2 separate regions of the Homo sapiens genome follow, and region 1 is linked to region 2. The links are chromatin contacts, found by Hi-C or POLR2A ChIA-PET in ENCODE. All regions are on one chromosome and are shown on one strand. The core of a region is the stretch at or near the end of the contact, and the rest is flanking DNA. Distances in the headings are between cores, read along the strand shown.

The links. Hi-C counts contacts between places; a loop is a spot of excess contacts on that map. ChIA-PET counts read pairs that join two places held with the same protein, here RNA polymerase II (POLR2A). Pooled maps may share reads with other maps.
Region 1: a map of gastrocnemius medialis shows a loop between it and region 2 (4-fold over the local background). The contact joins the promoter of MTCL1 here to the enhancer-like site in region 2. A Hi-C loop is called at or near these places in 7 of 168 maps with a recorded cell type or tissue (CD8-positive, alpha-beta T cell, PC-9, Right ventricle myocardium inferior and 4 more) and 7 of 50 pooled maps. POLR2A ChIA-PET finds 5 or more read pairs at or near these places in 6 of 52 experiments (Caco-2, H1, MCF 10A and 3 more).

What each region holds. Positions count from the first base shown.
Region 1 is chr18:8,703,772-8,707,423 of GRCh38, reverse strand. It overlaps MTCL1 (microtubule crosslinking factor 1), which reads right to left and starts at 1,868. Exons shown (of 15, transcript NM_001395333.1): 1 at 711-1,868. The coding sequence starts at 1,763. GACAT2 (gastric cancer associated transcript 2) reads left to right here. Exons shown (of 2, transcript NR_120598.1): 1 at 1-354. RefSeq lists silencers at 1,644-1,703, 2,084-2,523.
Region 2 is chr18:8,625,107-8,628,624 of GRCh38, reverse strand. All of the region lies in intron 2 of RAB12 (RAB12, member RAS oncogene family), which reads right to left. Among named protein-coding and RNA genes, the nearest start is that of RAB12-AS1, 9.5 kb to the left of the region's middle. Within about 2 kb of position 1,389, at least 4 of the 41 ENCODE cell types and tissues checked have a DNase peak (open chromatin) inside an H3K27ac peak, as active enhancers do; they include dorsolateral prefrontal cortex and gastrocnemius medialis, where a contact is called at or near this core.

The sequences.
Region 1 (3,652 bases), core at 619-3,118, 78 kb before region 2:
GCAGCAGGCGCCGCGATTCCTTAGAAAGTGCTGGCGTGGCCTCTCCTGACACAGAAAGCCGGCTCCTGGATGCTTACAAAGGACTGGCCCGCGCAACACCGTTGCTCCTCAACCCGGGCCACACTCCAAGGACCTCTACTGAGCTTCAGCTTGCTCACCGAAAACGGCGCGGCCCCCTCTACCCGGGATGTCGGAGCCCAGGAGACCCTGAGAGCCCCCAGCTCTTTCCGTAATTGCAGGAGAAGGGGCAAGCGGGTCCGTAGCCGGGGGCCCTCCAGTGGCATTATCCTGAACCGCCACGCCCGCACGTGGCCCGGCTAGAGCTCCCTGGCGAAGGATCACCTGTTCCTACAGGTGAGGCTGGCACGTTCTGAGCGGGGATGGGGGCGTCCGCTGATGTCCCCAAAACGATTACAGCCTCCTCTGCCCCAACAGGTCAACAAAAGTAAAAGTATCAGCGAAGAGACGCAAGAGTTCTAGACGCGAGAAAAGAGAAGTGGGTTGCGAACTGGCGGGGTCCCACAGGTCTTGCTTCTCCTTCCAGAAGTTTGGGCTTAAGTTGCCAATGCCTGACAATGCGGGGGTAGGACCGTGGAGAGCAGGAGGGAGAAGGCGCTGGACAGGCCCGGGAAGGAGGGGTTGGCGGGTCCCCGCCGCAGCCAGGCCCTCCGGGGGCGCCCCGGGACACCTGCGGCCGAGGCGCGGCTCACCTTGAGATAGTCGTTCTCCGAGCGCAGCTCCTCCATCTCCCGCAGCAGCTCTTCTTCCTCCGCCGCTGGCACGAGCCGAGACTGCTCGCCCAGGCTGGGCTCCTTGGGGGTCCCGGGGACTGGTCGCTCCGGTGGCGAGCGCCCCCGGACATCCTCCGCCACGCCGGGCCCCGCGAAACCCCCCGAAACCCCGCTCGGGATGCTCCGGCCCCCGGGACAGGCGCCCGCGGCGAGGGGCGCGGCGAGGAGCGCTGGGGGCTCGGGGCTGCCCGGCGGCGCTCCTCGGGCTGCGGGGCTCGGCGTCGGCGCTCCTCGTGGGGGTTCACGGTCGCTGGAGCCCGTGCCGGATTCGGCGTCGCTGCTGGCGGCAGGGAGCAGGCGCTGCTCGTCGGACAGGGGTTCGGAGGGGCAGTCAGAGAGGTCGGAGCTGCTGTCCGTGTGGCTGATGCGCGAGCAGCGGGCCGGGGACCCGGCCACCGAGGTCACCGCGAGGGTCACGGCAGGGATCCGGGCGGCCGGGGTCGGGGGGCCGACGGTGCGGGCGGGTGGCGCCCGGGAGCCGCGCTTGGCTTTGCGGCCCTTGGCAGCGGCAGACGGCGGCTCGGCTCCGGGAGGCTTCCCAGCCCGGGACAGCGGCTCCGCGGGCGCCACGCGCGCCGCCCTCCTGCTTCCCAGGGCAGCCTTGGCACCGCCCGCCGCTCTGGCCCCGGCGCCCGGCGGGGGCTTGTCCTTCGCGCCCGGGACGCCGCCACTGCGCCGAGAGAGGCGGCCGGGCGCGGCCAGGGACCCCGGCGAGGGCGGCGCTTTGCCCGCGAGGTTGGGCGAGCGCGGGGCGGCGGGAGCCGGGGCTCGGCCCGAGGAGGGGACGGCCGGGCCGGGCGCGGCGGGCCGGGCGTGCAGGTCCTTGAGGAAGGGTCTGGCGGGCGAGGGCGCACGGTGCAGCCGCCGCCTTTCGGCCACCGGGTGGAGGTGGTGGTGGCGGTGGTGCTGGCCGGGCGGCTGCAGCTTCGCGTCCGGGGCACCTCCGCCCGCGGGGCCGTTCAGTGTCTCCATGGCCGGGTCCGCCGGCAGCAGCTCAGGCAGCAGATGCTCCGGACGACGACGGCGGCGGCGGCGGCGGCGGCGGCGTGCAGCCTCCCCGCGCGCTCTCTCATCACTGTCCCAGCCCCGCCCGGGCTGCGCCCCGCGCTCCCGCCGTCCCCGCCCCCCGCACCCCGGCCCCGAGGATTCCCGCGGGGCTCGCCGCCGCCGCGCTCGCCCCTCGCTGAGGTCACCGCGGATCGAGTTCTCCCGGCTCAGCAGCGCGGCGGCTCCCGGCCGCTCGCATCCCCGGACCTCGCGCTCCGGGCTCGCGGTCACCGGTGCCGCGGCGGCGCTGGCGGCGCGCGCCCGGCTCCCGCGTCCCGCTCCCCGCCCACCGCCGGCCCGCTGCTGCCCGTGCCCGCCCCCGCCGCTCCCGGCTGAGAGAAGCCGCACGCGCGCGCCCCACCTCCCCGCCGCCCAGCGCCCTCGCCCAGGCCCGTGCGCATGCCCCGCCTCCAGCCAGCCGGCGCCGTGCAGGGGAGGGGCGAGGGAAGGGGCGGGGGCTTGCGCTCCCCGGGGGGCGGGCGCCCGGCAGGGGCGGGACCTGCGCGCCCTTGGGAGCAGGCGCAGGCTGGATCCATGGGGCCTCGCTGCCCGGGGACCCTCCTTGCTTTTTGAGGCCCTAGAGACGCTGCCAGGAGCTAGGGAGGAAGGGAAGAGGCGGAGGTGAAGTGGTGGCAAGGGGCGGCGCCGGCCACTTGGGGAAGGCGTGTGCCGCGGCTGACAACACCCCTCTCATGCCTCTCCATCCACCGCCCGCCTCCCCGAGGCCAGTCACCTCCCTCGCTGTCCTCTCCAAGCTGTGCCCCTGGTCCCCGAGCTCCTTTAAGGATCGCTGGTACCCGACGCAGCTCTCGCGTCTAAACGGCACGGCGGGCGCTCCACAGTTGGCACCCCCGTGGCCTCGGGAGCTCAGGAGGAGCTGCTGCCCAAACAGGAGGAGCCCTCGCCAAACCTGGGGGTCAGAAAGGGAACTCACATTTATAGTTCCGGCTGCGAGCCAGGCCTGCTGGCCACTTACTGAGCAGTGTTTTATTTAAGCCTCACCACAGTCCCAGATTGGAATTGCTGTCTTCGGTGAAGACTAGGGCACCGGCGCTGGGAGGTGAAGTCACTTGCCTGCGATGCCTCACCCAGTCCCTAGCTGAGCGGGTTTAAACCCAGGTCTTCAGGATTCCGAGTCCTGCAGGCTTTCCGCTCAGAGCCCGGAGCCCGGCCACCGGTTCTACCACTTGAGTCTCCCATGCGCAAGGCACTAGACCTTTCTGAGCCCCAGTTCCCTCGCCTGTATCATTAAAACGTACTGCCACCTGAGCATGTGTGAAGATTTAGCAAATACCAGAACACACCGTGCAAACTGTAAAGTACAGTTCACATACCATTGGGTGCAGTTTATGTCCCAGGCGTTGGATGTTGGCCAGTGCCCATAGGAATAGGGGCCAGCCTGTCCTCCAGCCCTGGCGTTGCAGGAGGCAGAGGGTCAGGTAATAATTACAAGGAGGAGGGCGGGAGCATAACCCTGCCTGGTGAGGCTCGCATTTTCCTGGAAGGACGGGTTGGTCTCTCAGCTGAGGGCCCAGGACACAGTAGAGCCTGCAGAGAGCAGGGCCCCTGGGCGGGGAGGCAGGTAGGTTAGGGATTAGAGGGGAGACTGGAGGGTGTGTGGCACCAAATATCCTACCAAGGCCGTTGGGCATTATCCTAGAGGCGGTAGCCACGGGGTATTCTGAGCAAGATGATCTGATGTGCTCAAAAAGACCCCGGGGGCAGCAACCTGGAGGAGAGGGAGGTGGGCCACGGGAGCTGCGAGCGGCTGTGGCAGTATGCGCGGTGAGGGGGCCTTGGGAGCAGGGACAGAG
Region 2 (3,518 bases), core at 140-2,639:
AATTCAAAACCTGAGGCAATCGTCCTAACGCAAATGAGCAAACTGATTTAGTTGACAAAAATCCCAATGAGGAAACATGAACTAGTTCAGCACTCCCCATTTAAGCCCATTCCTTAAATGCCACTGTTTGGGCCTGGCTCTGAAGGCTGGGGGTAGAAAAGCATGTTTCTTTGAGAGACGATTCCACACTCCCAAAATATTTGGGTTGAGAAAGCTTTTATTTTCTATTCCTCTCAAAAGTGCCTTTGCTTGATTTATTTCCCTTACATACTAAATTATCTACTATCAGGTACGGCCAAAGAATAATAAATGAAATGTTGATTCCATTCAGCAAGTATTTCTTAAATATCTACCGTGTGCCAGCACCATAAAAATCCCACACAAATCTCTCCTTTTCAGAAAATTAGATTACATCAATGCACTGATCATGCTTTCACCTTTCTATGAAAAGGCAGAATCCTAATATTTCCCTCTTTTTCCCCATAAACTTGAGTTTTCACTGTAATGATAAGGTGCGGATTTCTAGAGGTTTGCAAGTTATGAACGTCAGCTCAATCATCGTTTACTACAGTTAGCATGCCACCTTATTCTGATTTTTCTATCTGGTTTTTGTGCAATTGAAAAATTCCTGCAATTCTGTTTTCCCAGTTTGGTGATACAACAACGCTTGGAGAATTCAAAGCCTCTTATTTGCTGTATTTAATATAGCCACTTAAATTATTTAATTACTAATTTTCAGGGCACACGCCAATATAGGGTATGAAATATTCCCCCTCTTCCAAGCAGAGAACAAAAGGAATGATGCTGACCTAAGAACGCTGGTTAAAACAAAGTCCCCCAACAGTGGACTGGTCCGACAGGCAGAACAAAGGGCCCTTATATGAAGCATTTCAATTCTGTGTTTGCCTAAAGGTAAGAGGCAAATTTCACGGCTTCAAGTCCATTTCAACACAACTCCAAGTTCACTGTAAATAATTTCTAGGACACCATTTGGATATAAATTCATCAAACTACATCCTAGTCAACATGTTTTATTTTAGCTACTTACATAAAGTTCTAACATTCATGTAGAAATACTTTAAAGTACAGAGAAGAGAAAAATGGTCCTTTTTCTGACCACAGGTAATCAACAAACTGAAATATGTGGCAATGACATAAAACGTGACGTAAAAATGTAACAGACACCTGCAGCTTTTGGTACTTTTAGCTTTTAGGAATCTATAGTAAATAATGCACTTCTTCCAACAAGATCCTCCTATGAAAACCGAATGGCAATGCTTTCATGCCAGTCTAGAAAATCGGAGCAGAGCTATCTATTATTAGCATAGCACAATCCACTGCGCCTCCTTGAGGGACCGTTTCCAGCTACACAGGCGCCTTCTATGCCCTCAATGGATGAGAGTGAAACGACGACAACACGCCCACAACAAAGCAGGTTACACCAGCAGCAGCACAAGGGCTGTGCCTCACTCCTAAAGAAGCCACGCATTACTTTAAAACAGTAATACAAATTACAATCATGATTCTAACACTTCCTTTTTACCTGCTGCATAGCAATAATGAAGGAAAAGGTTTTCATCTTTTAAATAAAATATTTCAGAAGATAAAAATCTTATTTTGAGTATTATGTGATCAACAAAATGGCTGGCCTGTAGTAGATATATGAGTCACTGTTCAAAACCTTCCTGCAGGAAAAGAGTCACTGGAATATTCCATGTAGAAAACTTGCAATCAACCATTCCGTAAGTCCAATCCATTTCATTCTTCCTCCCTTAGTTACGCTCTTTGCCCATGCTGTACAGCTGCACAGATTTAGAGAATGAAAAAGTAGTAAAGAGTCAAGGGAGAATCAGGAGAGGGAGAGGGGTCATTTGGAGAATGCTTTCATATACAAGAGAAAAATGGTTTCTGAGTGCCCGCTGCTCTTCGTGGAGCCACAGTATCTCACTTTCTCCCCGAGGGGGATTCCATCAGGTAGGGCCCTCTTATCTCAGAGTCAAGGACATTGTAGTCAGATTCCAGGAGTGTACAATGTCACCAGCATAGACTTAGTGGGCAGAGCTCCAGGGAGGCACCAGGACATTTGGACATACTTTATAAATCATTTGGACATACTTTATAAAGAATACTGCCGCCAAAGATGAAGATGGAAGTATTAATGCATTAATTAAGACATGTGCCACAGTCATCAGGCATGGCTGTCACCAAGGCAGGCGTCACACATTCTAATAATGTTTACATCACTTTTGTGGGGCAATATTCTCATCAGAAAGTACCTCACACAGGTACTAGGAACAGAGAGAGGCATATCCCAAATCCTTGTGAAGATGGTCTTTACCTTATAGAGCTTATAATTAGAAACAGCAGCTTGTGTGCCAAACACTTTGTTGCCATTTCCAGCGTTTAAAAGCTGGGCAGCAATGCACAAAAAGTCTGCGGGACTAGCACAGGAAGAAATATCTATTTGTTGTTTATTCAAGTATTTAGACAAGACCTAATGTTTCATAATCAAGCCAAAAATGAAAATATGCAGACCAAATGCACAACAGAAAAGAAAACGAACAAAAACCCAAATCAAAAAATCTTAGAAGTGTGTTATACAGTGAAGGGTGACCAAATGAAGATATTACCTCAGACACCTCCAGAAGGCAGGCACTGCGGCTTGGCTGCAGCTGCGGCCCAGACAGGGACACGGATGAAGAATGAAGACATGGCACTAACATTCAAGCATTAGGTGACCGATGATGCCACAGATGAAGCAGCAATTAACGCAGATGAAAGCAAACACACACATGGTGGACAAACAATCAGAGCTGAGGGTGACCTGCCAAGAGGAGTTAGTAAGCTGAGTACACCGCAGCTGTAGCATTCAAAACAAAACGGCATTCTCAGAGCACCTCAATGGGGCTACTTTTAAGCCACCGCCAGACCACCAGACCAGATCTTATCCCTTCTTCCACAGACAGGTCGCTAGCACCTGCGGGCTGTTAACAGGTTAATAGCTAACAGAAAGCTCTTAGTGCTGAGTGCAGTTATAACACAGCTGGTTGAGTCTCTCATTCCAATTGTGATTTGAGAAAGGGGCCTGGATTCATTTCTAGTAGGCATTAGTGGGGGCTCACATCCCGTGGAATCAGCAGTACAGCCGGAAGGAGTATGCCCACCCGCAGTAATAGTCACATTGTGCCACCAAGAAGCTCTGGAACTGTCTGCAGGGGACCTGCCTTCAGATTGTGCAAATCTGGTTATGAACATATTGGGCTTTCTTTGAATACTATCATACAAAATAAAGACATGAAGACAAACATTTGAGCAATCATTTTAGTGGAGACAGTTTTGATATCACGTAAATAATTTGAAAATAGAGGCAAAAAGGTTCCAAACTAGCTACCATTAAAGTAACATTCTTCTGTCCACAACTGCTCCCCATGTGCAAGTGGCATATAACATAACAGCCTTATCTAAATTCTCTCTCTTGATGGAAACACTGTCCATTTAATTTTAAAATGAGCAAAAGA